Linked DNA regions of Homo sapiens: all the other regions are linked to region 5. Evidence: chromatin loops called from intact Hi-C (ENCODE). Cell type or tissue: heart right ventricle. All regions are shown on one strand. Region 1 has its middle 59 kb from the start of ZNF423. Region 2 overlaps ZNF423 (zinc finger protein 423). Region 3 overlaps LOC105371244 (a long non-coding RNA gene). Region 4 overlaps ZNF423 (zinc finger protein 423). Region 5 overlaps ZNF423 (zinc finger protein 423). Region 6 has its middle 21 kb from the start of ZNF423. Region 7 has its middle 65 kb from the start of ZNF423.

Region 1 (4,000 bases), 420 kb after region 5:
TCAAGCCATCCTCCTGCCTCAGCCTCACCAGTAGCTGGACTACAGACATGTGCCACCACACCTGGCTAATTGTTTTATTTTTATTTTTTTACAGAGGCAGGGTCTTGCTTGTTGCTCAGGCTGGTCTCAGACTTGTGAATCCTCAAATGATCCTCCTGCCTTGGCCTCCCAAAATGCTGGGATTATAAGCATGAGCCATTGCACCCAGCTTTATTCTTGAATAACCAATGGCTTCAAGGTAGGGCAGCTCCAGGCTTCATTAATTCAGTAAGTCAATCATATTATCAGGGAGCAGATTCCTTTGATCTTTCTGCCCTGCCCTCTGTGGTAGGTTAGAGCAATGGCCCCCATTTTTCATCCCTGCCCCCAAATTCATGCAGGAACCACATCCCTGGGTACCCATCAGCCCCAGTCCCTTGACTTTGACCCATGCATTCTAGCACACGGATGCAGGTAGAGGTTTGAAATGGGCCTGATGCGTGCTAGAGCTTGTCCTTTGCACCTCTGCCATTTCTCTGAGAACCTGCTGCAGGATGAGAGACACAAAGGACACATCTGAGGCAAGCTATTTGGTTGGTGAAAAAAGTAGTGGCAAAACCCGCAATGACTTTTGCACCAACCTAATAGATCAGCTGACTCCAGTCATGTGGGCAATAAATATTTCTTGCTGAATGCCTTTCGAGTTTTGAGGTTGCTTGTCCACAGTATTATCGTGGCCATAGATAACAGATACACATCCTTAGCACAACAACTTGCACTAACTCTCCTCCTGACTCCAAGATGGCTACAGTAGTTCTAGAAATCACATGTAGCCAACAACGATCAAAGGCAAAAAATGAAAGGGAGTATTCTTAACTTGGGTCCTTTTATCAGAGCGAGGGAAACCCCCCCGCCAGTACCCAGCCGACTTCTCAGCCAGCACCAGATCTCATGCTCTGTTTATCTGTCCTTGGCAAGAAGAGGTCAACAGGGCTTGATCAGTCAAAAATCACATCCTGGGCTGTGGAGTGGCCCACTCTCCCTGGGAAGAAGAACAGGCCCCTGGGAAGAAGAAAGACAAGCAAAATGGGGATGAAGAAGGGTCTGTGTGTGAGGGATGGAGGAATGGCTGTGGGACAGGCAACCAACAGCCTGTCCCCCACATAGTATCTTGGAGACTTAGTTCCCCCATCTGTCAAATGGAGATAATACCTGCTCTACCTACTTCCCTGCGTGAAATGAGAAAATAGACGTGAAAACAGCATAGCAGATTCTACGATTATGTGGCTAGCATTCAGCTAGCCTGTAAGTCCATCAAATATTAGTCTTATCCCTTGAAAGAGGCCTTTACTAGTTCTTCATGGGGACTAGAAACCATACTAGAATATTTTCCCAACTTTCTCCCAGTGCCTAGTGGGGAGGGCTCCTGCATGGTGATGGTCTCGTGGAGTCCTATTGCAGTTTATCCAACAGGGGCCATGGGTGAGGCCACACTCCCACCAGTGAAGCAGGTCTACTTTGAGCAGATGAACACCTCACTGTCAATCATCTGCAGAAGAGGTGGGGGGAGGGGCGGGCGGGCAGGGAGGAACCAGGAACTGCCTGGCCTTGGCTGATAGGGGCAGGTCTGTAGCTTGAGGGACAGCATCTGTCCCAGCAGAGGAGGGAGTGGTGGGGCAGAGACCCTGGGGGAGCTTTACAAACTGGAAAGCCTCCTCGGGTATCTATGACATCAAGAATTTCCAAATGCACAAGAATCTCAAGGCATGCGAGGCTCTTTAGGGTCCAGCACCCCCGACCTGCTCTCCCTCAGGCAGACCCTTGGATTCAGAAGTCTCTTCAACTCAGCATGATGACAGAGTCCTTACAGATGTTCCTCCAGGGTAAGGAAGGGCTGGATGCCTGTAAAACTCATCTTTGTATGTGGTTCAGCTCACATCATGGACAGGTACAAAATCAGGTTTGGGTTGAAGAAGATTTGTGAATAGTCAGCAAAGCCAAATCCTGAACCTACTGGCTACGAGTCCCAGCCTTTCCCCCACCCTTTGCTCAGGTTCCCAACAAAACCTCTTAAGTTACAGGGTGCTTCCCACTCTTCAAAGCTTTTGCACACACGAACCAGGCTATTCACTGCAGCTTAGATTTCAGCACTCAAATGCCGGTAGGTAGGCGACTGCTAACAGAGCACCGGACAGCCACATGGCAGAATCCACAGCAGCCACTGAAAAGGACGAGACCACGCTCTCTAAACTGACATGGAAAGCTCCAAGGTATATATAGGCTCTCATGAAAAAGCCAAGTCCAGGACAGTGTGTACACGTGTGCACGTGCATGGGAGCAACATCTCTGGAGGGACGCGTTCTGTGGGGCGGGAGGGAGAAGCCAGTGTCCAAAGGCAGCAGGGAAACTTACTCTGTATCTTAGAGCCTTTTGCATGGCTTGAAAATTTTTTTCTTTTGGGACTTTTGCCTGTTTAAATAATAAACTTGTTTTCAAAGTGTTTTAAGGCTGGGCAGGGTGGCACAGGTCTGTAATCCCAGCACTTTGGGAGGTCAAGGGAAGAGGATCACTTGAGGCAAGAAGTTCGAGACCAGCCTGGGCAATATAGTCAGACCCTAACTCTACAAAAAAAAAAAAAAAAAAAAATTAAAAAGTCGCCACACACAGTGGCACTTGCCTGTAGTCCCAGCTACTCAGGAGGCTGAGGCAGGAGGGTTGCTTATGCCCAGAAGTCTGAGACTGCAGTGAGCTATGATTGCGCCACTGCACTCCAACTTGGACAAGACAGTGAGACCTTGCCTCTAAAAAAATCCAAGTGCTTTAACCCCTGCTAATGTTGTTTATCCCTCCCTGTGGGTGGGTGATAGGGTTTGGATATTGGTCCCACCTGAACCTCATGTTGAAATGTAACCCTCAGTGTTGGAGGTGGGGCTGGTGGGAGGTGTTTGGGTCACGGGGGTGAATCCCTCGTGGCTTGGTGCTGTCCTCGTGATCACGAGTTTTCACAAGGTCTGGTTGTTCAAAAGTGTATGGCACCTCCCCACCCTCCTTGTTCCCACTCTGCCACGTAACAGCCTGCTCCCGCTTCCACCAGGAGTAGAAGCTGCCCAAGGCCTCCCCGGAAGCCAAGCAGATGCCAGTGCCATGCTTCCTGTATAACCTGCGGAAGCATGAGCCAAGTAAACTACTTGTCTTTATAAATCACCCAGCCCCAGGTATTGCTTTCGAGCGATGTAAGAACAGCCTAATACAGTGGGTATGGTTATCCCCATTTCAAAGAAAAGAAGGCCGAGTCCCAGAGAAGCAGAGTGACAGACCCAGGGTCCCCAGGAAGATTCTAGCCAGGACTGACCAGCAGCCTCCTGGTTCTCCATCAGGAAGGGGTTCCAGCATCAGTGTGGCAGTTACCCTCAAGTGTGATACCCCCACTAGCCTGTTTCCCCAGCTGCCAGCAGCCTGGCCTGAAGGCCCCCTCCAGTCTAGGCATCCACAAGGCTGCAATGCTGAACCAGAGACAGTGGACCCACTAAAGTGTCTGCAGCAGGCCTCACTGCATGTCTCAGCAGCGCAGCCTCAACTTGCCCACCAGCCCTGTTCCCATCGCAGTGCATTGCTTGGAAAATACATTCTTAAAACGCCTGTCATATTTTATCTGATGTTTAAAGTTGATTTTCCTTTGGATGACACACAATATGAATGGGCTGCTCAGTGATCTCTTTATCAGCCATAGACTCCAGCATGATGCTCACCACCCGTGTCTGGATGCTCTTTGAGCAGGCCTGGAATGGACCCAGATTCAGGATTCCAGAAAGGCTCTGAGTGTGAGGTGCCCAGTGAGTGTGAGGGGCCCAGTGAGTGTGTGGGCCTGGGACTGACCAAGGGCTTTTCCAAATGACTGACAGGGCTCCCATCTGCCTATGGAGGCCATGGAAAGGTCCACACTGAGACAACTTCACTACAACTGAAAGAGAGCAAAGACCTAAAAGAAAATATCCACACATGTACTGAGGAGCTACTATGA
Region 2 (4,000 bases), 100 kb after region 5:
CCAAACCAAGTATGCTAAAATAGTATGGGCATTATAAGTCCACTGCAACTAAACACAAGTGTGCAAAAATAGGGCATTATAACTCCACTGGAAGCCAAGCCAAGTGTGCAAAAATAGTATGGACATTGTAAGTCCACTGCAAACTAAACACAAATGTGTAAAAATAGTATGGGCATTATAACTGCACTGGAAACCAAACACAAGTGTGCAAAAGTCTGTGCATTATAACTCCACTGGAAACTAAACAGTATGGGCATTAAAACTGCATTGGAAACCAAACACAAGTGTGCAAAAACAGTACAGACATTAAAACTCTGCTGGAAACCAAACATGAGTATGCAAAAGAGTAGGCAGTGATTCCATTTCTACACAGGAAAAAAAAACAGGCACCACTGTCTTTGCTGTTAGAAGTCAGGGTTGTGGTCCTCTGGGGGCTGGGACAGGAAGGTGCAGGAGGTGAACTTCTGGGGTGTGGGTCACACTGTGTCATGATGTAGTGCTTACCTGGGTTTGGTCTGGGAAAATTCAGCAAGCTATCTGCTGCTTATGACAAGTAAGCTTTTCTGTATGTAATGCATCAATAAAGGGTTATTACATTAGGTTGGTGTAAAAGTAATTGAGGTTTTTGCAGTTGCTTTTAATTTCTATTTATTGATATGTCTACTTTTCTGTATAAATATCAAACTACAACAAAATGCTTTTTAAAACTGTATCTATGCATGTGTGAACACACAGAATTGGGAAAGGTAAACATCAAATTGTTAACAGCAGTTTTCCCTGGGAGGTGAGATTAAGGGTGATTTCTATCTCTTTCTTCTGTTTATCAGCATTTTTTTTCTTGTAAGGAAAGTGTATTATTTGAGTTTTTTAAAACACAGCTTTTTTAAAAACAGGAGGGGCAGTTCAGCTGAAATTATAAGGAACACAGCCAATTAGGAAAATTGATAACAACCACCACATCATCATCTACTCAACAAATAAAGCATAAAATGCAGTTTGGGACCTATTCGACCCCAGAGTCTTCTTAATGCAGGCTCCCCTAAAACACAGTGACAGAATTCTTTTGCAGAAGTCACTTGCAGGAGTGAATTCTTTTTCCCTGGCCTGGGCCATAAGCCATGAACCAAAACGTGAATAAGACAGCTCTGTGTGCCAGGGCATCGCTGTAAAGCCTATCCTCGTCACCCACACCAGCCGGGAGTCAGCCACGTGCAACCAGAGAATAGTTACACAAAAGACAAAGCAGGCAGGAAACTCAAACCCACTCAGCAAAGGTGTGTGATGCCCCCACCTCTGCCAGAACCGGCGGACCTGAGGGCTATCCCCTCGCCTCCCCTCCCCACATGCTCCTTGCTCATTTTAGATCCATTTCTAACAGATCAGTCTTCACTCTGCGATGCCCAGATTCACAGGCTCAACTTCTCACTGCCATCCATAAACAGGGAAGAAGATATGTTAGCAAGGTGTGGAGAGACAGCTTTCGTGCGGTTGTGGGTCTGGAGAAGGGTCAGTCATCCAGGTGCAGTCATCAGCTCACCCTCCCCAAACCAAAATCCTTCAAATACCTGATCAAGATGGATTTGGAGGAAAGGTTGTATGGGGGAGTGAAGAGAAGGGGGACCCCTGGTGGTGACTGCTATCCACAGCAATCCAGCTCTGACCCCAAACTCATCCCCACCCCAAAGAGCCAAACCTCTGGGCTCTGCGTGGTGGCTCATGCCTGTAATCTCAGTGCTTTGGGAGGATCACAAGAAGCCAAGAGTTCAAGACCAGCCTGGGCAACATAGCAAGATCCTGTCTCTACAAAAAAAATTTAAAAATTAGCCAGGGGTGGTGGCACGTGCCTGTGGTCCCAGCTACTCAGGAGGCTGAGGTGGAAGGATTGCTGGAGCCTGGGAGGTCAAGGCTGCAGTGAGCTATGATCATGCCACTGCACTCCAGTCTGGGTGACAGAGTAAGACCTTGTCTCAAAAAAAAAAAAATTTCTCTGCCATTCACAGACCTCACTCTTGTCCCTTAGAGGTCTCACCCCTGCCTCTCCCGCCAGAACCCTCTCTGAAGTCTGGCGGACAGGGTTTGCAGAGATCTCTTTCTGGTGGGATTGTAGCACCTCCCACAGGTCAACTTCCAAACTCTACCCTGACTCTCTGCCTGCAACCAAGCCATATGCCCTCCGTGCCTTTGTTTCTCCATCTGTATACATGAAACACCCAAGCCCCAAGCCTGCTCACAGAGAAGGGAGAATGGCCTTAGATCTCCGAGAAGCCCCCAAGACCAGCACCGCTGGTGTGGGACCTGGAAGAAATCCACTTCCTTTGCAAAGTGAGTAAAGCTTATTTAGGAAAGCACAAGGTTGGGGAGAGGGGGCCGCGGAGGCAACACACTACTGAAGAGAAGACCAAGAACTCTGCCAGGGGCTCAGAAGGCAGCAGAAATCTCTATCTGTAAGAGGCTCCTCCTGGCCCCCCATGGAACCCGCAGGTTCCCCAGAGGCAGCTTCCTGTCCCCTGCAGGAGAACAGGAGGAAATGTTGTCCTAGATTACTGGGGATGGACCAAGTCAGGATAGAACTCAAAAACTAGCAGTGCAAAGCGAGTCCTTGAGAACCATCCCCTCCCCTCAGCCCCCCAGCTGCCTGCCTTTCAGCTGGGGGGTAAACAGAAGTGGGGACATATCTGGATTAAGAACCCAGAGCAGTAAATGTTCCCTTCCAGATTGTGCAGGGTGTTAGACCCTGGTTCAGTTGTCTCTCTCTTTATTAAAAATTCCACACTTCCCTCCCATGCGCCATCCCCTCTGGCCCCTCTGGAATCTCTTCCCTGCCTCCTCTCTCCTCTCCTTCCATCAGAAAGTTTGGTGGAAAGAGATGGCCACACCCTTGCGGTAACACAGCCAGCTGCCTCCAAGCTGGGAAGCCCCCAGGCCTCTCTCAACAGAGGGAATGCTTACCTCTCTCACACAGACACACACACACAAGTGCATACTGACACAAACAGAAAAACACAGGCATACAGAAGAGGGGTTCACTGTCACACCCAACATACACACAACACACAGACAGGAATATAGAGACATACACTCCAAGATAGACACAAAAACACAGATAAACCCACAGATCCAAATACAAAGCATTAAACACATAAGACCACAAACACACTCAAAGACAAACACAAAGCACAGAAAGAAGCATCCAATGTGTTAGCCCAAAAAAACACCCACAGGCACAAAGACATCTAAACCCATAAACAGAAGACTCGAAACAAACTCACGGGGATGCAGATGGACAGGCGCAAATATAACACAAATTAGAGCACACACGGCCAACAGCAGCAAGAACAACATGATACACAGAGGCCACCACTCAGGCTCACAGACATACCCTCAGGAGCTACGACAGGCACACACAGGGCTGTCAACGCAGATGTCTTGGGAGAGCAAGAGGGCGGAAGGAGGCTGGTTCTTACAAAACTGGACCTTGGTCAGTTGCTCCCAAAACACAGACAAGGCCCAGCCAGGCTCTTTCAGAACTCCTTGGCATCCTCTTTCTTGTTTTGGTCCTTAAATTCCTCTCCACCCCACCACCTTGGCCATTTTCACCCTGAACACCCGGGTGACCCCAACAGCACGATCTGCGTCACAGCTAAAGGCGGGAGGGCAGGGAGTGCTGCTGAGGTGGGGGTGGGGGGGTCTCTCTTGTGTCCCCTCCTGTTGGTTTTCCTCCCCAATGAGGACAGTACAAAAGAGGGGCTCAAGAAGTTAGGGTTTCCCTGCCACTCCCAGCTCCAGATGGAGCTCACATGTGGTAAACCCACACTGGGACATTGTCCCTGGACATACTTCAGTGGCTACAGACAGAGGCTGAAAATCAAGGTCAAATCTTTCCAGAAACCCCAGGGCTAAACTGCCCTCCAAACAGCCCCTGATCCTGCCTGAACTTAAATTCCCAGGCGCACTCACTAGCATCTTCCTGCCTTCCCAGCCACAGACCAGCTTAGCCTGA
Region 3 (4,000 bases), 51 kb before region 5:
ACCGAGCTCTGCCCAAATCCCCAAAAGCCTCCTGGGAACAGCTGCTTAGGCATGCTGGTGGCTCTGCTCCTGGCTGAGCCCATCTCAGAGCCTTACCCTCAGCCAAGAGACACTTCACACACTGACACCCCCCACCCTGGGGTGGCCACATCTAATGGTCAATGTTGGGGGCCGGTAGAAAAGCCTGGATTCTTCACCCCAATTTGGAACATCTCTGAATGATCACAGCAGTGCCAGGGCTCCCAGGGGATCAACAGAGGCCTTTGCTATGACTGCATCACCGCCCATCTCCTTCTCTGCCCCATCCTGAGTCCCTCTCTCCCTACAGAGGCTGGTTCTGCATACAAATATCCACCCCAGAGCCTACCTCCCAGGACACCCAACGGTGACACCCTCTAAACCCTCATGTTCTCATGAGTCCTATGGAGAGATTCACCCACTTTACCATGCCTTTGAGAGTGTAAGGAGATGGCACAGGCAGGCAGCCTAGATGGGAGTGTGCCATGCGTGTGGGAGGTGCTCAGTGACTCCTTGCTGAACATCATGGACCGAGAGCTTAGAAGAAGGCAAGAAATATGTGGCGATAGTTCCTAACCACCTGGAGTTCACTCCCCTAAACCAGAGCTTCTCACCCTTGGCACTGTTGACATTCTGGGCCGGATAATTGTTTGTTGCAGGGCAGGAGGGGCCTGTCCTCTGGGCTACAGGGTGTTTAACAGCCTCTACCCACTAGATGCCAGTAGCAACCCCCAATTGTGAAAACCAAAAATGTTTCTAGACACTGCCAAATGTCCCCTGAGAAACAAAATTGCCCCTGGCTAAGCAGCGCTGCCCTAAATCATTAAAGTTCCCTGAGCCACCTCTGAGAGAGAGTCACGGTTTGGGGCCAAAAGTCAATCAGGGGCCCTTCCTAGGCCCCTCCACAGGGAACAGGGAATCTCAAGTAAGGCCAAGGGGAAACGTGAGAAACGTGGGGCAATGGCAACAGCCCACGCACGGGGGTGGGGACGCTGCTTCAAACCCCAGCCACGCATCCTGCAACCCGCACAGGCCGGTCCCCTTCTCCCAGCCTCAGCGTCCTGAGATGGGAAATGGAGACAGCAATTCCATTCCTTCGACCTGCCAGGGAAGTTTCCCCAAACAATGGCTTGGTGCGTGTGCGTGTGAGAGTGTTCTGACAGCAGTAAACGTACTGTGCAGAAGTACAATGGGGTTGGCTCCCACAAACAACCATCTTACCCAAATTCAGCTAAGTGAGTGCAGACAAAGAGAAGGAGAGAGAAATAGGCAGGCAGAGGCGCATTTATTGACCCTGTCACTGTTCCCTCATCCCCATCGCCCCAGGGACAGGGAAGGCACAGCTAAAATGCCCAAGAGACAAACAAACAAACAAAATAAGTGAAATTCTCAGAACCCATCAGGTCCTAATGATTCACAGGATTTTTGAAGGTAAATTTTACTACAGAAGATGTTGCTGTATTGGGCAATTATCCAAGCCTTGAGTAGGGATATGACTGAGTTTTGTTTTTTACTCCAAAAGCAGTGAATAAAAAGCATTTCAAAGAAAGTAATGCCAACTTGACAAACCCATTCCACCAGCAGTGGGCAGCAGAAACAGGAGGAAAAAGAAAGTTTGCCTCTGAAACACCTGGTAGATGTAGACCCGGGCCTCCGCCTCCTCTCCACTGCCCGCCCTCCATCCTGCCCTCCCCGGAACAGACGGAAGCAGCGAGATCCTGAAATAGCCTCGCTCTCAGCGGTGAGACAGGAAGCCACCAGCCCCAGGCCTGAAAGCCATCATGCAGTTGACACAGGGACCCCGCTGATGCCGCGTCATTTACCTTCGGGGGACTCGCAGCCGCCCCCGCAGCCTGGGTTGGCAGGCCGGTGGAGGTCGGCCAGAGGCGTGCTCCCTGGGGCCATCCCAGGGAAGGCCCAATGATCACTTGCTCCAGAGCAAGTGGCTTCTTCCCCACTACCCTTCTCTGAAACCCCACACTCTGGTTCTTCCATCCCAGACCCAGAGGCTTGATTTACCCCATAAACAGTGTGGGGTCTATAGATTCTTTTCGGGGGCCATTAAACATGCTTGAGATCTAAAAAGAAAAAAATAATAATAATTGTGACTGTAAAATACAAGAATAAAACTGAAAAATCAAAATTACTAACAAGTTCAAAACCACAATTCTAAAACCCTTTTCACTTTTTAAGCAAAATAATTGTACAAAACAATTGCATTCTATGTAAGCTGAGTCAATTTTTTTTAGTCTATTGTTGTAGTGTGGAAAAGGTTCTCACACAGATCTTCAGTTGACCCCCCCAAAAAACTTACTCCTTTCACCTCCTAGAGGTAACTTTCTCTTGTCTTCCTGTGTCTAAATGGGACGGTGAGACAGAAAATCTGCAAGTCCGTACAACACCTCTCTTCCTGAATCTGCAGGACAGTCTCTGAGACTCCAGGGCACAGCCACTGTAAAAGCCAGTCTTCTGGAGCTATAGAGAGTTTTAGCACAGATCTGAATTCCTGGATGCATCCAGGAGCTAATTCTAAACGTCTGTCCCCCCAGCCCAAGATGTCAGTCACCTGTTTCATCTCTGCAAGTTTAATGGAAGATGCCAGGCTAGGAGTTAGGGGTGGGGGTTCTTAGACAAGCCTGGCCCTCTTTCTTATAGAAAGCGGAAATGCCATCGTTCTGCTCCAATGTCACCACCAAAAGTAGAGAAAAACAGGACAGACTGAGAGGGCCATTTTCATTAAGAAATAAGAGCTAGAAATAGCACCTTTCACCTGGGTGAAAGAGATCCAGTTCTTTGTGGAAGAGAAAGCTATTCTCACTGATTTCAGATGCAAACAAAGCGTGCCTGTGTCTTCCATCTTGACATCCACTTCCCTCACTTCCCTGACCTACAAGCCCTAAGCTAGGTCCATCCCAGCCCTGCCACTCTGCCCCTTCTCTACTGCCCCTTCTCCTCCAGGAAATCACATGTGGTTGATGGAGGGCAAATGCCTGCCCACTACCTGCCGGGTCCCCCAGTTGGCAGAAATCTTTCTCCACAGTCGGTGGGCAGGGTTGTGTTTATTTTGCAATTAACAAAGAACAAAGGAAGTGGCAGGGCGCTTGGAGGTGGTGCTTCTGGCTTGCTTTTGGGGACCTGAATTCCTGCCTTGCTCTTGGCTCTGTCGGCTCTGGCTCCTGGGGTGGGAGGGGAGTCACTGCCCTCAATCATTTCACAGCAGTCTGTGTCTTTTTTGGCCAGGTCACTAGCTGCAGCAGATGGGCCCTTTACTTTAAAAGAAAAGCAAAGAGCAAAGCTCTGCCCAAATGGGGCCCAGGGCGTGCTCAGGTCTGAGGTGATGAGTAAAGGTATCCCCCTTTACTCATTGATTGTGTCATTGAGGGACCAGCGGACCAAGAAATTCCCTGCCATGCGAGTGTCGGAGAACAGCCCCTTTGTCACGCCCTCTTCAAAGCGTGACCCGTGTCCCCGTGCACTACATTGGGATGAGACAGACCCCTGCTAACAAAAACAGGGAGATTTGGGGGTGCTTAGGGGGTGTTGAGATAGCAGATAGGGCTCCAAGTTACCTACGGTAAACAAAGCAAATTATATTTACTTCCATGGGAGCCTGAGATTTTGACAGCAAAGAGAGACTTATGGTAGAGTTGTTGCTGCATTTATATTTAATAAATTTAAGAGAGAGATGAAATAGACTTTAGCAAGGCTAGTGAAATATTTATAAAAGCACACCGAAGCCGTGTAAGGGAGAGAGAGGGAAATAAAACAGCTCGCATGTGGGATCAAATCGAGCAAGCCAGCTTTTAACCTGACAGCTCCCTGTGCACTGCGGGCAAGAGAGCTGCCAATGGGCCACAGATGCACCACACCTGAGCTAGCCGGGAAGACAGGGAGGTGTAGGGAGGGGAGGACGGGGTGCAGACGGGTGTGTGTGCACAGGCACAGCCAGCTCCATGCAATCCAGGGCATCTGTCACACCTGT
Region 4 (4,000 bases), 260 kb after region 5:
CTGGCTATCAAAAAAGGCCTCTCTGGAGAAAGGACATTTGAGCAAACACTTGAATGGCACGAGGAAGCCAGGCATTTGGCTGGGCATGGTGGTTCATGCCTGTAATCCCAGCACTTTGGGAGGCCAAGGCGGGCGGATCACCTGAGGTCAGGAGTTCGAGACCAGCCTGGCCAACATGGCAAAACCCCGTCTCTACTAAAAGTACAAAAATTAGCTGGGAATGGTGGCGGGCGCCTGTAATCCCAGCTACTCCAGAGGCTGAGGCAGGAGAATCACTTGAACACGGGAGGAGAAGGGTGCAGAGAGCTGAGATTGCGCCACTACACTCCAGCCTGGGCGACAAGAGCAAGACTCCGTCAAAAAAAAAAAAAAAAGCCAGGCATTAAAAGGTGGAGGAAGAATAGTTTGTTTATGCAAAGGCCCCAACCCAAGGCCAGGTCAGGTGGGGTTTCATAAAGAAACGGGGAGAAGTTTGGCTTTAGTAACTCCTCCTTGTTGAGCAAGGCAGTGGCATTGCCCCCACCTAACCTGCCCTCTCTCTACACACTTTTAGTTTTCAAAGCATTCATCATTGCATTTATCAGTTCCCTCCTGCATTCAATCTGGCGTAAGCTCCAAGAGGGCAGGAAACCTCCATCCAGGGTCATTGATTAATCCCCGATGCCTAGCACAGTGCCTGGTCCAGAAGAGATTCTCAATAATGTTTGTTTAATTAAGTAATTATAGGCACTCAGTAAGTGCTCAGTAAATGTGATCATCAGGGCTGCCAATAGGGATCAAGCTGCTTTGGAATGAGATGAGACTCCCATCCCTGGAGGCATCCAAGCAGGACCTAGAAGAAGACATGCTAGGGACCCTCAGACCCAGAAGAGGCTTCCAGGTCCTCTTCCACTATGAAAGCTGTCAGGTCTGCCCTATGCCCAGTGCAAGGGATGGAGGGGCAGCTCGGGCTGCCTCAGGGACAGACAGCGTCTCAGCAGCCGTAACACATGTGCACCAAGCCGGAGAAGCCGCCTGCATTTCTCAATCACTAGAGATGTATTTGCACCTCAAAGTGCGGCCTCCTGCACTGCTTAATGAGGAAAGCAATCATTATGGGGGGCTTGCGGGCCTGGGGTCGGAAGGAAAGAAAAAACTTTTTTTGCCAACATTGTGTACAGAGTGCCAGGCAGAATGGACTTAAATCCTCCCTCAAAGGGCCCCCTGGGCAGGGCACTTCCTGCAGACAATTGGAACTTGGCCTGTAGGGTTCAACTTCCTTTGTGTTAACTAATTTCTGACTCAGGGTTTTCAGCTATTTCTTTCTAGAACAATACACTCACTGCAACAGTCCGCCGGTGCGGCTATCTTCCGCGGTGGCAGCGGCACGCTCTCCCCTGCCTCCCTCCTCAGCAGGAGGGGAGGGAGGTGTGAAAAGCCATCGAAAAGAGGTGGCTGGGAGCGGTCAAGCCCTGTCCCCCCACAAGTGCAAGTCTCATTTTCAGCTCTCTGGAGCCAGAATGCAAGACAGGACCCCAGGAGGGGTCTCGGAGCCCCCAGGATTTCTGGGCAAGCAAATAACAAAGCAGGCGGGAAAAGAGGGCACAGCCCCCAGAAGAAAACCTTCCTCCCTCGGTCATTAACCGAGCCCACCAGAACCCTCCCGCCTCCTCGCCCGCTTTCCCGTTTCTGTAATCTTTTTCTAATCTGCTTGCCGCTTCCTGCTTCCTCCAAACCACCTTAATTGGGAACTCTTTAGTTCACAAGGAAAGTTCATTTCTGCTCTCTGAGGACACCTATCGAGGGTAAGCCAGGCTCTTCATCATAATTCTTACCAGACATGGCTAATAATGACCCTCTTTCGCTAATGAAAAAAACACACACATGCACACATTGTGGCTGCGGTAATTAAGCCTGTGACGAGTTGAGTTGGAGAGAAATTAGATTTATTTACACGCTGTTCTGTTGCTGATGAAGCACAAGCTATCGGGAAGCTTTCTCATTAACCCTCGTTTACAGGGTGTGTGCTCTTTTGTGCCTCTACGAACCCTCTGTAAATTGTAGTTGGTTAAAAAATAATAATAATTAGCCATTCTTAGAGTGGAGTTTTCTCCTATAACTCTGTTAATCCTCGAGTTACACTGCCCAGATGCTGATGGTAATAAAATGCCCAAAGGACTTCAGGTCTGAGCTGCAGCCACATCAATGCATCAGCCAACAAGTGTTGCCGGAATGCCTGCCACCCGAAGACCCTGTGCTAGGGACCCGGTGGAGTCAGAGACGGCCCTGCCTCGGAGGAGATCATGAAATCTTCCTACTGGAAAGGAACTGGGTGAGTGGCTGATTGAGGCAGAAAGAATGATGCAGGGGCCAGACTGAAAGCCAGGCTGAGTCCAAGGTTCAGGTAGAAGAAATAGGGAGCCACTGGAGGTTTGTGAGTGAGGGAGGGGAGGCAAATGCAGTGTTTAAGCAAAATTAGATGACAGCCCACAGAGATGACTGGAAGGTTTCAGAGACAAGGGTTTTCAAAACGGACTTGCTGTTTTGAATCCTGGGGGCAGCCTGCATCAGCCCAGGCCGCCTATCACCAGTTACGACAGCCTGTGAGGTCTAAGAGGCTCTAAGTGTGTGGCCCACCACTATCTTAATGACAGCTCTCTCTTTGGAGGGACTGTCATTTTATTAAACACACATACAGACATTAAAATGCTTCCCAATTTCAGAAATGTTAGGCAATGACAAAATACACATCTTAGAATGAAAACAGCATGAACATCAAGCGCTTGGAAAACAGCCTTTTGGAAGGCCAGTCCCCGCCACACTGATACGGAATTGGACCCCTCCCCGGAGTTCCAACACTGGCCTAGACAAAGAGCACCCGGACTGCCACAGATGACTCCATGGCACCTTTCAGGGGCATCTTCCCACCAAATGCGTGTCTCGAAAGGTCCCTGCCCATCCCTTAAGCTTGGACCCAGGGAAGCTTCAAGTTGGAAGGGACCTAAGAGACCACCTCATCCAGCCCAGCTCTCACCTGCATGGAAAGGAGGAGGTGGCAACCATCACCACCTCCCAGGGCACACGGGCAAAAAGGCACGGGTCATGGGTGGGCTGAGAACAGGGGGAAGCACCCATGATGAGTTCGGACACTTGTGAGCACCCCTGAGGACAAGTCCATTGCGAGATGGCGGGGGGAAGCCAGCATGCGCGGGGAGGGGCAGACATGAACAGGCCTCAGAACCCATGTCCACATGGCTGCATAATTCCTTGTTTTCTTCTAGAGTGTGTGGCACTTTTAAAAGCCAAAGTCCTGCCAAAAGACAGAAACCCCACCTAACTATAGTGAGAAGTCCCATTTTGTGTCACCAACACACAATAGACAACTGGCCCTGTGCAAGTGTTTTTGTTTTTCTTATAAATTACTTGTCACGATGCACAATGACAGTTATTTCTTTTCCATTACGCTGTGCAATGTTGGGACTGAATCCAACACTCCTGTGTCCTCCACAACAAAGACAAAAAAATAGACTTTTAATCAACGCTTATTTATAAATGAGGCCAAGAATTTCCATTCTCATTTTTTCCTGTTTCCATGTGCTATTGGAGATTCCATAGGTTCGTGATGCTCTTCCTGACTCAGCTTAAAACTGGCTACACCGACATCTCCTACAGTCTGAACTTCTAACAAAGGGAGCCTTCAGTAATGAGTCATAAAACCACTATCCTGTTCCCATGTAGAGAAGATTAGGTGAATAAGGAGGCCAGCCCCCTGCTCCTACCAACAGCAAGGCTTGATCAGCCACCTGCTTGAAGTTAAGTTTCCAGGACATGAGGAGCACCTGCATGGTGAGGACTGCAGAATGCTGTTGACCCAGCATTTGAAAATCACCATAGCCCTCTCCCATAGAACTCACCTGTCAGTAACTTCTAAAATTCAACACATCCCTCAGGCTATTGTGGACACCCAAACCAAGCCAGACACGTGACCACCTGCCTCCAAATCCCCCTTGGGTGGGGTGAG
Region 5 (4,000 bases):
GAGTGGGAAGATCAGGGTATTCCATCATTAAGGGGTCTTCTGCTTTGACTCCTGTGGCCACTGCCAGCCTGTCCAGTCTGCATGCATTAGGTTACTACGATTCTTTTCCAAGGGGAGCAGGGTCTATTGTGTGCAGGTCCCCAAGGGCGTGTGCAAGCCCACAGGAACTTGTAGGGGAACACACCTTACAGGAGCTGACAGCCCCCCACGCGGCCCTAGGCTGGGGAGGAGAGAACCAGGCAGCCGGATGCTAATCGCATGGATTCCCTTTATTGAACTGTACTAGTTACTGCAGTCAGATTAAGTCACATTTAAAAGCAGACCATCCAGTTGCACTGAAACCGATTATATTCATTACATAGTTTTAATCACTGTCCGGTGAACTGGCAAATCCAATCAAAGCATTAGTCTTTAATTAAAAAATTAAAAGGAAATATTCAGACAATAGCCAAGCAATCACATCACGATGCACAATTACCTAGAATTGCAATTAAAAAGTAGTTAACCGAAGGGGGTGGGGGGTGGGGGGGAAGAAAAACAAGAAAGAAAAAAAAGAAGCAAAGAAAAAAAATCACACTAATTCTTTTTTAAAAACTATCAATATAATACATGAAGGAACAAAGGACAATAGCCTTAAAAAGCAGGTTTCTCTAACTCTAGAAATGTAGTCTGCGGCGGAAAGTCTAAAAGCACACTAGCTGTAGCAGGACAATAAAAAATACTGAGCATGGAATACTTTTAATCTCTGCCATTAATATTCATTTCCAGCTGCTTATAATAGCAGCGCCTCATGGCCAAATCATTAGAGTTTTACATCTGGGTTGCAAATGACACTTTGATTGGATGTAATGTTCAAATGGCCCTCCCCACGGCGTCTCCGGCAAGCCTTCTGCGGAGAGGTGTCCTGTTGAGCGATCCCTCACTGTGCGTGCTGGCTCATCGTGTGGTTCTGCAAAGGCGAAGAAAGGAGACACACATGAAGGAGAAGAATGGAGAGCATGCTCGTCCCTCCCACTCAGTGCATTTACGCCGGGAGCCGCAGAAAAGCGTCTCGATTATAACAAAACAAAATGCAACAAGGAAAAAGTGCTCCAGGGACGCAGCTGCCAAGACGCCACGTTGATTTGGGGCTTGGGGATAGGTTCCTGTTACTGCCAACTTGGACTCCCTATATGTTGTTTTTTGGCTTTTTTTTTTTTTTTTTTTTTAAAGACCATTCAGGTCTTACCGGGGGGACTGGCTAGGTGGAGGGAAAGGGGAAATGCCGGGGAGGAGGCAGGAATTAAAAACATCCCTGTTCACCTCTCCATCTCCCTTTTCCTCTAATGAAGAGGAGGAAACTCTGATCGCCTGCAGGCTGCCCTCGCATCCCCCTCTCAGTCTTCCCCGTGGCTGCTCCGAGCCTAGCAGAGGGAGACAGCAGATGTGCTGTGCAGCTCTCCGGCCAAGAAACACCCGAGCGGGCACAGGCGTGCTGAGGCAGTGGGCGGCCGTGGTGCCTGCGGCCCAGGCAGGGGACAGGTCACCCGGCAGGAAGACGCGGGAGGAGCCTCTGCTGCTGGGCTCCGGGAGCCTGCCTGCTTGGTCACATGGCAATGGCCCAACCAGAGACAGGGACTCAGTGCAGTTTGGCCGAATGCACCTAGGAATCCAGGGCCCAGGTGGGACCCTGTGGCCAAATGTTTCCCTCTCATTACAGTCAATGGCATTTCCTCCCCCTGCCAGCCAGAGGGGGCCAGCAGGGTTGATCTGTTTCACAGGAGCCAGCGGCCTGGGACTGGGGGTGGGATTTGGCATCTGAAAGCCGTCTTTTTGTTTCTTTTCAGTGGTTCGTGTTCCAAATTCAGACCCATTTCATCAAAGCCTCAGGTGGTGCTCCACCTCATGACACCTGGAGAAAGGAGGCAACATCCACCAGGTGTAGGGTGGCCCTGTTTGGGGCCGCACAGGACCCTAGATCCCCGGGAGAGGCTCCTTCTGGGCGCCCCCCAGGGCCCGGCGACTCCTGCAGCTGTGCCGCTGACCGCCAGGGGTCAGCAGAGGCACCGCGTCTCTCCTGGGCTCGGGTCCGCGGCGAGGGCGACCAGGTGATGCCAGTAGCCTCGCCCGGAGGCCGAGGCCGGGGCCGGGGCCGGGGCCGGGGCCGAGACGGGCCACTCCTGCTCCCTGGAGCAGGGCCCCGCGCAGTCCCTTCCCGTGACGGGCACTGCGAAGGCTGCGGCCCCCGTGGTAATGTCACCGACCCTTCCTGCGAGCTCCCGGCCGGGAAGAGGCAGCCCGCGCCTGCCTCCCAGCAGATGCCCACAGCGCCAAGCGACAGCCTCGTGCTCATGCGGGCGGAGCAGGCGCACGGCCGGGGCTTGGTGGGCATGCGTGCTCTGTGCCGTGGCAGGCACCGCTCTTTCAATCCTCACAACAGCCTTGCGAGGTGGGACTTCTTAAGATGAAGACACCGAGGCCTAGGAAGGCAAAAATTACAGGCCCAAGGTCACCCAGGTTGGAAGCACCGGGCACTGAACCAGATGGCTGGAATCCACTAGAGCAAGGGGATTTTCAGGGGAGCCAGGCTTCCCAGGGCCTGCACCCCATGGGCACCGCAGTCTGCAAATCACCCGCATTCTGCACCAGACACAGTGCCACCTCTGCCGGCCGGGCCTGACACCTCGGTCGGGGGCGTCAGGGACCCAGAGGCACCAGGCAGGTTGTCTGAGGCCACAGATGGGATGCAGGCGGTTTCCATGGGAACCCGCACCCTCCAGCCGTGGCACCTCTCCCTGTACTTGTGCAGGGACAGCCAGCTAGTCCTGTGGGGAGCCGAATCCACACTCTACACAGCCATCCTCCTGCTACCTTCAAGCCTCTGCTGACTCAGTTCCCGCCTCCCTTCTCCTCCCTCCCAACCAAGCTGCTCTTTGAGTCCTCTAGGCACATGGATCACTTCCCATCCCTGCAGACCTCTCCAGGCACCTGCAGCCCACCTCCCACACAGCCACGCACCTCTCATGAGCTAGACTGACCTCCTTTGCTGAGCTGCACACAGGGTGGCGGCACCTCCTTTCTCAGGACCCAGGGCTGGGCATGCACTGTCCTGACCATACGCCTGGGCCTCCAATCCCCAGCAGGCACAGCTGCCCAGGAGCAACTTGGAGGTCTGCACTTTCACACCCTGCCAACCGCCAGTCAAAAACCCCTGCTATCTTGGTGTGGGTGGGTCATTCTTTATTAGGGGGAGGACAGGGAGGAGGAAGAGAGGGGACATGAGGAAGGGAGACATGGACAGCTCTTTCTTGTCCTCAAATTATGGTTCCTAGGGCCTGGCACAAAGTAGACACTCAGGCAGTATTTGTGAATGAGTCAATGGAAAGAAAACGAATGAATGTATGGATAGGATGTGGATATGTGGAAAGGGGAGAGGGCATTCCAAGAGGAAAGAATAGCAGAGACGGAGGTGTGGAGCCTAGAATCCAAGTGGCGATGCAGGCACAGGTCCCAGCACAGAAGTCACAGGAAGGCTGGTGGGCACATGGCCTACGGACAGTGGAGGCCTTGAGTACCAACAAACATGGACTTTGTTCCACAGGCCACAGAAAACCAGACATGATATTCGATCTCCACAAAATCCCCAAGGACCACCCACTACCAACATGGGCACAGGGGGTGTCTGGGATCTCTGGAGAATGAAGCAGCCTGTTGCCAGGATGCCAAGAACAGGCTCAGTGTGACACACATGGCCCACACTGGCTCACCAGGGCACTGCTGGTGCAGACATGATGAAGGCTGGAACCCACACCTGGGACCACTGGTGAGGAAAACTCCAGAATGCCTATGCCATTCCCCAGGAAAAGCCACAGTGTGCCTGCCCACTTAAATAGCAGTAGCAGGGGGCTCTGAGGTTACACTCAAGAAAGAACTTCCTCCTAGAGGGTTCTGAGACAGAAGGATAAAACTTCCTTCCCTGAAGTTTTGTGACAGGAACAAAAGCCCAGGATGTCACAGCAGA
Region 6 (4,000 bases), 380 kb after region 5:
AAAACACCCATGCATGGGTGTGGCTGTGTTCCAATAAAACTTTATTTATGGACACTGAAATTTGAATTCTGTGTAATGTTCATGTGTCCTGAAATATGAGTGTTTCTTTTTCTCTTCCCCAACCATTAAAAATTTGTAAAGCACTCTTAGCTCAAGGGAGGGCTGTATAAAAACAGGTGGTGCCAACCTCTGTTCTAGAGGGATAATAAAAACTGAAACTTACACAGCACTTATATGTGCCAGGTACTGTTCCAGTGCTTATGTAAATTGACTCATTCAATCCTTACACAAACCCTGGGAGGCGTGCAATCATTGCTGGCCCCACTTTACAGAGAAGGCAAGAGGCACACAGAAATTGACATAAAGTTATATTATTAGAAAATTGTGGGGCCAGGATTTGCATCCAGATCCAAAGTGTATGGTTTTATACACTATTCTATACCTTTGCCTCCAAAAAAATCCAACAAAATCATAAACAGCTGTCTTTGTTTCTTTGGTTTTTTTTTTTTTTTTTTTTTTTGAGATGGAGTCTTGCTCTGTTGCCCAGGCTGGAGCGCAGTGGCGCGATCTTGGCTCACCACAACCTCCGCCTCCCAGGTTCAAGTGATTCTCCTCCCTCAGTCTCCAGAGTAGCTGGGACTACAGGCACGTACCACCACGCCCGGCTAATTTTTGTATTTTTAGTAGAAACAGGGTTTCACTATGTTGGCCAGGCTACTCTCGAACTGACCTCGTGATTTGCCCACCTCGGGCTCCCAAAGTGCTGAGATTACAGGCGTGAGCCACCACGCCCAGTCCAGCTGTCTTTGTTTAATATCTATTATGCCCAGATACTCCGAGGCACTAAATGTACAATAAAAGAAATAGACGCAAACAGCCTTATAAGACATATGACCCACTTCACAGTGGTCAGCTCAAGGAGAGGACACCCCTTCCCTGGGCCACTCTGCCCCCCTGCTCTCAGTTTCCTTGCCTTGCCCACCTTCCCTACAGTGCCCTCCAAACACCCTGCTCCACAGCCTTCCACATGCTGGCTAAGCTACAACTTGAATTCCAAAACCAGAATGATGTCGGCATCATTGTAACACACCCAGATATTTGAGGAAGAAGATTCAAAGCTAAACAGCCCAGGAAAGAGACAAAGACTAGGGAGGTTTCCAGGGCCTGAGAAAGCCTTTTGTGGGTAGGGCTGTGGTACAGGCACGGGGAGGTGGACTCTAAAAGAACCACTTCTTTGGTGTACCTCCCTCTATTCTCCCCTCTCTCCCAATGCTAGCAAGGCCTCCGGGTCTTTAAGAGGGGAAGGGGGAAGCAGGTGAACGCTTCTCGACTTCCAGAACACGGGGGAAAATGCCTCTGGCATTAAACAAAGCCTTTTTATATTTAATGCCAGCCCGGGATTTTCAGAAAACTTTCCCCAAGAGTCACTGAATGTGTGTGCACAAAAAATTACACACCAGTGTCTAAGCAGAGTTGGATGCAGAAACACGCACTTGTGCACGCTGAAACATCCAGCTGGGTCCACGCAGCCGCGGCTGCCCGCGAACCGCGTGTTCATCTGCGTGCTCGCACGCTCGGCGGGACTTGTTGCACGCTCGGGTGCAGCCCGGGCTGGGGGAGTAGGCTCCCCCAGGAATTCCAGAGCCACGGGGGGTGGGAGGAGAAGGAAGCCGTCGCAGCGGGGGTGGGAGGAAGGAGAGGGGAGGAGGGCGAGAGAAGAGGGAGCCCCCAAGCTGGAAGAACAGGGCGCAGGCCCGAGGCCGGGGGCTCCGAGGCCCCGGTCCCCAACTGAGGAGCCGCCCAGCTGGCCGAGTAGGGGAGGACCGAGCGGCGGGAGGCAGGAGTGAGATCAGAGGGTCGAGGGGCCAGCCCAGGGGGCGGGAGGGGGCAGGGACACAGGAGGGAGCTGGGCGGGGGCCGCTTAAGGGTCAGGGTGCGGCGTGGCGGGCGAGGGGCGGGAACGGCTGGCTAGGGTTGTTCCCAGGGCAAGCAGCTGGAGACCCGCCCCGGGAGGCGTCTGAGAGGGCCGGGAGGACCAGCGGTCAGCGCGGGAGCTCGGGCGCCCCCTGCCGCCAGGCCTGGGCATGGGCCCCGCAGGCCTTGGAGATCCTCTCCAGCCGGGATCCGAGAACCCAAAGCCCCGCAAACTGCGCAGGCCCAGTAGGGGCTCGCAAACCGGGGGCCCCAGGGTTCTCACTGGCCAGCATACTTGTGTAGAACTTTGTTTTTTCTTTTTGGAGACAGGGTCTCACTCTGCCGCCCAGGCTGCAGTGCAGTGGCACAAACACAGCTGACTGCAGCCTTGACTTCCCTGCCTCAAGCCATCCTCCCACCTCAGCCTCCTGAGTAGCTGGGATTACAGGCGCACGCCATCACGCCCGGCGTTTTTTTGTTTGTTTGTTTGTTTGTTTGTGTTTTGTTTTTTGGGTTTTTTGTTTGTTTGTTTGTTTTACAGGCAGGGTCTCCCTATGTTGCCCAGGCTGGTCTTGAACTCCTGAGCTCAAGCGATCCTCCCACCTCGGCCTCCCAAAGTGTTGGGATTACAGGCATGAGCCACCGCACCTGGCCTGTTTTGTTTTTTGTTTTTTAACATGAGTCCCAGTCTTTGTAGCTGGAGCCTGGGCTCTTTAGGTCACCACATCACTCCCCAAACACCCCGCTGTAAACCCAGCCCTTCTTTCAGTCGCTCACCCAGCCCCTGAAGGCATCCCCTGCTCTAATCTTGGGAGTCAGATACACCTAGGTCCTGGGTTCCAAAATGAGCTGGGCTCCTCTCAGACTGTGTCTCCCTGAGGGAGCACCATCTGTCAAATGGGCCAATTATACCTACTCTCTCAGGCTGCCTGGGGGTTTCCCAGGGAAACACAGGTAGAAGCTTCGCCTTGAGTCAGTGCCTCCCCTCAAATAAATTGGGGTGAATATTGGGCATTCACAGTGAAGACAGGCCCAGCCAATATGATGTTCAAGAAAGCAGGTGATGCTGAGACTCAGAGCAGAGAACATTAAACCTCACAGCTGGCCAGAGGCAGAGGTGGCGCCCAGACTCACATGCTCCAGCCCCCAACCTGGGGAAACTTTCCACTGTCTCAGTCCTGAAAGCCAAAGGGTTTGTTTTCCAAAGCCAGGTTCAAGCATCTAAGTCAAAAGCAGCTTCCAATTGCTTTTCCATCCTCACTTCACTGGGCACCTTTTTAATGTGCCAAGCCCTTTACCTAAGAGAATGCTGCCTATATGCCCACTGCCCCACTGCTCAGATAGCTAAGACAAGGCTCAGTGACGGAACCTACCCCAGCCACCCAGCCACCCAGCCAGCCCAGGATTCAGCCCTTCAGCTGCGCCTCAAGTTCCTCAAGATGCTCCACCCCTGGCCAGTAAGTCAGCATTCTGGGGGGAAGTGGAGAGTTAGCTTTTTTTTTTCCCCTAATCCCCAGGTAATTACAATGTGTACCCCTGGTGAGAACCACAGTACTGAATGTCAGGCAGAAATGTTCCAGTCTGGAGTTAGCAAGCGGTGGTCCCTGGGCCCAGCCTGGCTTACTGGCACATATCCTTAAATCCCCAGAGTAGTTCATAAAATTGTGAATTCATTACTAGCAGGTAAAAGTCAGGAAATTTCTTTTTTTTTTTTATTCTCTAAGTTCTGGGGTACGTGCAGGTTTATTACATATGTATACATGTGCCATGTTGGTGTGCTGCACCCATTAGCTAGTCATTTACATTAGGTATATCTCCTAATGCTATCCCTCCCCCCTCCCCCAACCCACGACAGGCCCCAGTGGATGGTGTTCCCCACCCTGTGTCCAGGTGTTCTCATTGTTCAATTCCCACCTATGAGTGAGAACATGCGGTGTTTGGTTTTCTGTCCTTGCGATAATTTGCTCAGAATGATGGCTTCCAGCTTCATCCATGTCCCTGCAAAGGACATGAACTCATCCTTTTTTATGGCTGCATAGTATTCCATGGTGTATATGTGCCACATTTTCTTAATCCAGTCTATCAT
Region 7 (4,000 bases), 430 kb after region 5:
ACTCCTGGGGTGCCTGTCCTCTGTCCTGCTTCCAAAGCAGAGCAGAGAGCATAAGAGTGGGCTTCTAGTAGGCTCTGTCATCCTCTTCTGCCAGTGATATGTCATTCTTCCTGACTTAGGGTCCTTCAATCCCTTCTCATGAGCCACTAAAATGTGTTCAAAAGTCTTTCCTGAACAGAAAGGATGAGAGCTCTTGGGATAGGCCTGGGGCTGGGGAAGCAGGGGCCATATTTATTCCTCATGGTGTCCCTCAGGTCTGAGCACTGTGTGTGGCTCAGAAAGCCAGTCTGAATGGTGACTGATGCACCCAATGCTGTCTGCCAAGTCCAAAGCCCTCATAGAGGGACCTGGGCCTTGTCTAGGTGAAGGGACATTTTCCTTCTGGCCAAGAGACTTCCAGCAAGAGGCTGGAGGTGGGAGCTTAGTGGAATGGTGGGGCTGGGGCTCCTGCTTTTCCAGGAAGGTGGGCTTCAGAGAGTGAGCTAAGGAGGGTGGTGCAGGTGAGGCCTGAGAAGCAAAGCCCCAGTCTCTCAGGCAGCCTCCAGACTGGCCATGCCTGTTCCCTGCCTAGAAGCTTGCAGCTAGCCAGCTCAGCTCAGTTCCTGCAGGAGGTTCTAGATCTGTAGTGAATGAAGAAAGTGCATTTCAGGGGAGGGAAGGGGGGTGGGGAGTCATGGGCAGATGGAGACCCAAGGTTGGCTCAGATGTCCCTCTTGGATACCCTTGGATTTAGGGTCAAAGCCCCGCTCAAGGTAGGCCTCTGCCGGAGGGAGCAGACACATATGAGGGGCTCCTGAGTTCACATAACACATGTTTGTTGAACACCTACTATGTGCTGGGCACTGAGCTGGGCTTGTGACTGTAGTGACATAAATAAGTGATGATGAGATCTGTGACAGCACTGAGCAGAAGGACAGGACCGAGGGTCCTGGTAGGCAGGGAAGTCCTGTTGCAATAGGCCACATTTTAGCTGACTCTCGAAGGATGAAGAGGAGTTAGCTGCATAGAGTGGGGCAAGAGAGTCCAGACAGAGTATGGCAATGTGGGACGGTCCCAGGGCAAGCCCAGGGCTCCAGAGACTGGACATCCAGGTGGCTGGTTGTGTGTGGAGGGAGGAAGTGGAGAGGCTGGAGGCCACACAGAAACACAATAAACGTCTGGATTTTGCTCTGAGGCTGCAGGAGCCATGGATATGTAACCAGTGGGGTGGGGGGCTAGACACACAGTGGGTCTTGTGCTGAGAAGGGACAGCATGGAGGCAGGACACTTAGGGCAGACACAGGTCCGGGGACTCTGGTGCTGGTACCACTGCCTGGGCAGCAGTGTATGGTGGGATGTGAAAAATACCTGCTATCCTGGAACCTTCCCCGCAGCCCCCAGGGACAGTGAGCCCTGTCCCAGTGGACGAGTGTGGGCTGGGGAGGCTTTTGTGAATTCTGTTGTGGAAATCCATCTTCACCCTGGGAAATCGAGTGCCCTTCAAAGGCCCATGCTGGAGTTCGCCTTAATCTGGGCAGACACCTTGTGGTTGCATGTCCAGCTCATGTCATTTAAAAATTCTCTTTGAGATATCCCAGGGCTGGGGTTGCTTTGTAGCTTAGGAAATCCACAAAGGACTCAATTTCAACAGGGACTGGGCCCATCATGGCACACTGCTGAAAGGCCTGTCCACGAGGAAGCTCCAGACATACCACAGGCCCTCGGCGTCCTGCGACAGCCAACACTGGTGGTGGTGGTGTGTAGCAGTGGGCCATGTGTCCAGGTTTGGGAGGGGAGGCAGTTTCTAAGTGAGAGGCCCCCATCTCCCAGCGCCTCCCACCTGGAACCAGGATGCACAAAGGCATTTAGACACTTGCATCTGTGTCTGTCTTCCATGCGGGACGATTCGGCAGCTCTGGGGGTTTCTGAGGCTGGAAGGACTTCCCTGAGCAGTGGCCAAGCCAAGGGGTGGCTTAGGGGAACGTTTTTGTTGTTGTAGAGACAGAGTCTCCCTGTGTTGCCCAGGCTGGTCTCAAACTCCTGGGCTCAAGCGATCCTTCCACCTCAGCCTCCCAAAGTGCTGGGATTACAGGTGTGAGCCACTGCACCTGGCTGGCTTCAGAAAACTTAAACCCACCTCAAATCTCCACCAGCCCCCTCCAACCCCCTAGTTAAATGTATGGTCCAGGTAAAGACAATGTGCCTGTTCTTCAGCTTCAAAACCAGCCCCAGCCCCTGCTCCTAAGGCAGACTGCCAGCCCCCTAGCCTGTCAAGCCCTCCCCAATCTGGTGACCTGACTAGACAAGCAGTGGGCCTGGGATCCTCTGAGCTAGCCCACACCTGAAGCTTCCGGAGAGCCAAGCCCAGCTGATGGGGGCCCAGCTTGTCCCAAGGTGGTGGAGGTGGTGGTTTCAGCCTGGCGCCTCCACCCCCTCTTGCCTGCCTCCTCACAGACCCATTGTGTCCCAGCTTCAGAAGTCACCGTCTGCCCCCTTCTGGTGGCTGGAAATTCTCAGGAAGCCTCCGATGGCAGGAACTCCAGCACAGGTAATGGGGTGAAGGTGCAGGGCTCCACCACCTCCCTGTGCCCCTCCCCAACCCTGACTGTGGCAATTGGTTGCCCACCTTATCAGGACAGGAGCCACAAAGGTATGCCTTTCACCTTCCCTAAATACTGTCATATACAAGTCACAGAAACAGGATGGAAACGAGGGACATTCTCCACCTTGAATCTTGCGGTCCATTGCCAGGCCAGCCTCCCTTCAGTGACCTATAAATCAATTTAAAAAATAATATGCTAAGTACCCTGGCATAGTTAAATCACACCATTTGTGTGTTAGAAGCATTAATCTGTGAAAGCTATTTATGTAAGTACACTACAAAGGTGGAAATTTGTGTTGATGCTTCTTCATTTTTACCACATAGGAACACTCAAAACTGGAAACAGCCTGGCCTTGCATGCCGCCCAGGACCAGGCACCAACTGAGACATGTAGATGGAGGGGCTTTGTCTCAGAAAGGCCTGGAGCCCAGGACAGAATCTCCCTGTGTTGGCTCTCCGGAAGCTTCAAGTGTGGTCTGGCTCAGAGGATCCCAGCCCCACTCCTTGTCTCATCAGCTCACTGAGTAGGGGCAGGCTGGACAGGCTAGGAGATTGGCAGTCTGCCTTAGGAGCAGGGGCTGAGGGCTTGTCTTGAAGCTGAAGAACAGGCACACCGTCTTTACCTGAACCATAAATTTCACTCAGGGGTTGGAGGGGCTGGGGGAGATGTGAGATGGGTTTAAGTTTTCCTAGGCCAGCCAGGTGTGGTGGCTCACACTTGTAATCCCAGCACTTTAAGAGGCCGAGGTGGGAGGATCACTTGCCCAGAAGCTTGACACCAGCCTGGGTAACACAGGGAGACCCTGACTCTACAACCACAACAAAACTGTTCCCCTAAGCCACCTCTTGGCTTGGCCACTGCTCAGGGAAGCCCTTCCAGCCTCAGAGAGACCAGAGCCTAAAAGCTAGGACCCAGGGCTCTGGGGTGAGCAGATCTGGGCTCAAGGGCAGCCTTCTTCGATGACCAGCTGTGTGGCATTGAGCAACTGACTCAACCTCACTGCGTCTAGTTTGCTCATCTGTAAAATGGAGCCTTCCGGATCCAGTAGCAGGGAGGTTTGGAGGGGATTGCAAGTGTAAAGCACGCAGCTCTGGGCGAAAGCCCAGGGAATAGGAGCAACCTCTGTGAGAGCTCCACATGCTGGCCCTGAGCATGCTTTCACTGTGACACAACGAGGGTTAGACCCACGATCTCTCTGCCATGGACGAGGCAGCTGGAGATGAAAGCCAGGATTTGCCCAAGCAAATAGCCGGAGAGCTGCAGTGCCACGATGCCGCCCTTTACTTTTGGATTCCAAGACCACTGATCTTTCCTCGTCCCATGCCTGCTTTCCAGGTGACTTGGTCTGCTTTCCTTTTCCCATTCAGTTCACAGAGCACCGGGCAAGTGCCAGGTAGGGTGCCCAGGCCTGTAGGGGA

The links. A loop is a pair of places that touch in the nucleus more often than their neighbours do. Peaks named below come from ENCODE experiments on the same cell type or tissue, not always from the same donor. Only the 100,000 strongest peaks of a DNase experiment are listed, where the experiment ranks them.
Region 1: it touches region 5 in a loop (2.1-fold over the local background); 30 of 110 quality-filtered maps call a loop at or near these places.
Region 2: a loop joins it to region 5, with 8 times the contacts of the local background. A loop is called at or near these places in 63 of 110 quality-filtered maps.
Region 3: it touches region 5 in a loop (2.2-fold over the local background); 14 of 110 quality-filtered maps call a loop at or near these places.
Region 4: it touches region 5 in a loop (2.7-fold over the local background); 23 of 110 quality-filtered maps call a loop at or near these places.
Region 6: it touches region 5 in a loop (4-fold over the local background); 27 of 110 quality-filtered maps call a loop at or near these places.
Region 7: a loop joins it to region 5, with 5 times the contacts of the local background. A loop is called at or near these places in 30 of 110 quality-filtered maps.

What each region holds. Positions count from the first base shown.
Region 1 is chr16:49,913,288-49,917,287 of GRCh38, forward strand. No RefSeq gene overlaps it. Among named protein-coding and RNA genes, the nearest start is that of ZNF423, 59 kb to the left of the region's middle. In heart right ventricle, no CTCF peak of the experiment used is centred here; no DNase peak of the experiment used is centred here; H3K27me3 peaks cover 375 bases.
Region 2 is chr16:49,591,466-49,595,465 of GRCh38, forward strand. All of the region lies in intron 5 of ZNF423 (zinc finger protein 423), which reads right to left. Among named protein-coding and RNA genes, the nearest start is that of LINC02179, 130 kb to the left of the region's middle. In heart right ventricle, CTCF peaks have their summits at 1,627 (motif pointing left) and 1,837; a DNase peak (open chromatin) is centred at 1,476; H3K27ac peaks cover 447 bases; H3K27me3 peaks cover 542 bases.
Region 3 is chr16:49,439,851-49,443,850 of GRCh38, forward strand. The region is part of intron 2 of LOC105371244 (a long non-coding RNA gene); the gene reads right to left. Among named protein-coding and RNA genes, the nearest start is that of LINC02179, 24 kb to the right of the region's middle. RefSeq lists enhancers at 1,424-2,371, 1,627-1,906, 3,428-3,929. In heart right ventricle, CTCF peaks have their summits at 714 (motif pointing right) and 1,592 (motif pointing right); a DNase peak (open chromatin) is centred at 1,711; H3K4me3 peaks cover 416 bases; H3K27ac peaks cover 3,384 bases; H3K27me3 peaks cover 238 bases.
Region 4 is chr16:49,753,672-49,757,671 of GRCh38, forward strand. The region is part of intron 2 of ZNF423 (zinc finger protein 423); the gene reads right to left. Among named protein-coding and RNA genes, the nearest start is that of ZNF423, 100 kb to the right of the region's middle. RefSeq lists enhancers at 281-939, 940-1,598. In heart right ventricle, a CTCF peak has its summit at 1,779; DNase peaks (open chromatin) are centred at 1,111, 1,355 and 1,583; H3K4me3 peaks cover 1,286 bases; H3K27ac peaks cover 2,509 bases; H3K27me3 peaks cover 759 bases.
Region 5 is chr16:49,490,356-49,494,355 of GRCh38, forward strand. ZNF423 (zinc finger protein 423) reads right to left here. Exons shown (of 8, transcript NM_001379286.1): 8 at 1-949. The coding sequence ends at 920. Among named protein-coding and RNA genes, the nearest start is that of LINC02179, 26 kb to the left of the region's middle. RefSeq lists enhancers at 2,171-2,794, 2,795-3,416. In heart right ventricle, CTCF peaks have their summits at 2,013 (motif pointing right) and 2,217; DNase peaks (open chromatin) are centred at 1,576, 1,816 and 2,062; H3K4me3 peaks cover 1,269 bases; H3K27ac peaks cover 1,046 bases.
Region 6 is chr16:49,874,775-49,878,774 of GRCh38, forward strand. No RefSeq gene overlaps it. Among named protein-coding and RNA genes, the nearest start is that of ZNF423, 21 kb to the left of the region's middle. RefSeq lists a silencer at 1,983-2,142. In heart right ventricle, CTCF peaks have their summits at 2,079 (motif pointing left) and 2,285; a DNase peak (open chromatin) is centred at 2,057; H3K4me3 peaks cover 956 bases; H3K27me3 peaks cover 1,414 bases.
Region 7 is chr16:49,919,564-49,923,563 of GRCh38, forward strand. No RefSeq gene overlaps it. Among named protein-coding and RNA genes, the nearest start is that of ZNF423, 65 kb to the left of the region's middle. RefSeq lists an enhancer at 2,043-2,774 and a silencer at 3,451-3,634. In heart right ventricle, a CTCF peak has its summit at 2,483 (motif pointing left); a DNase peak (open chromatin) is centred at 2,418; H3K27me3 peaks cover 829 bases.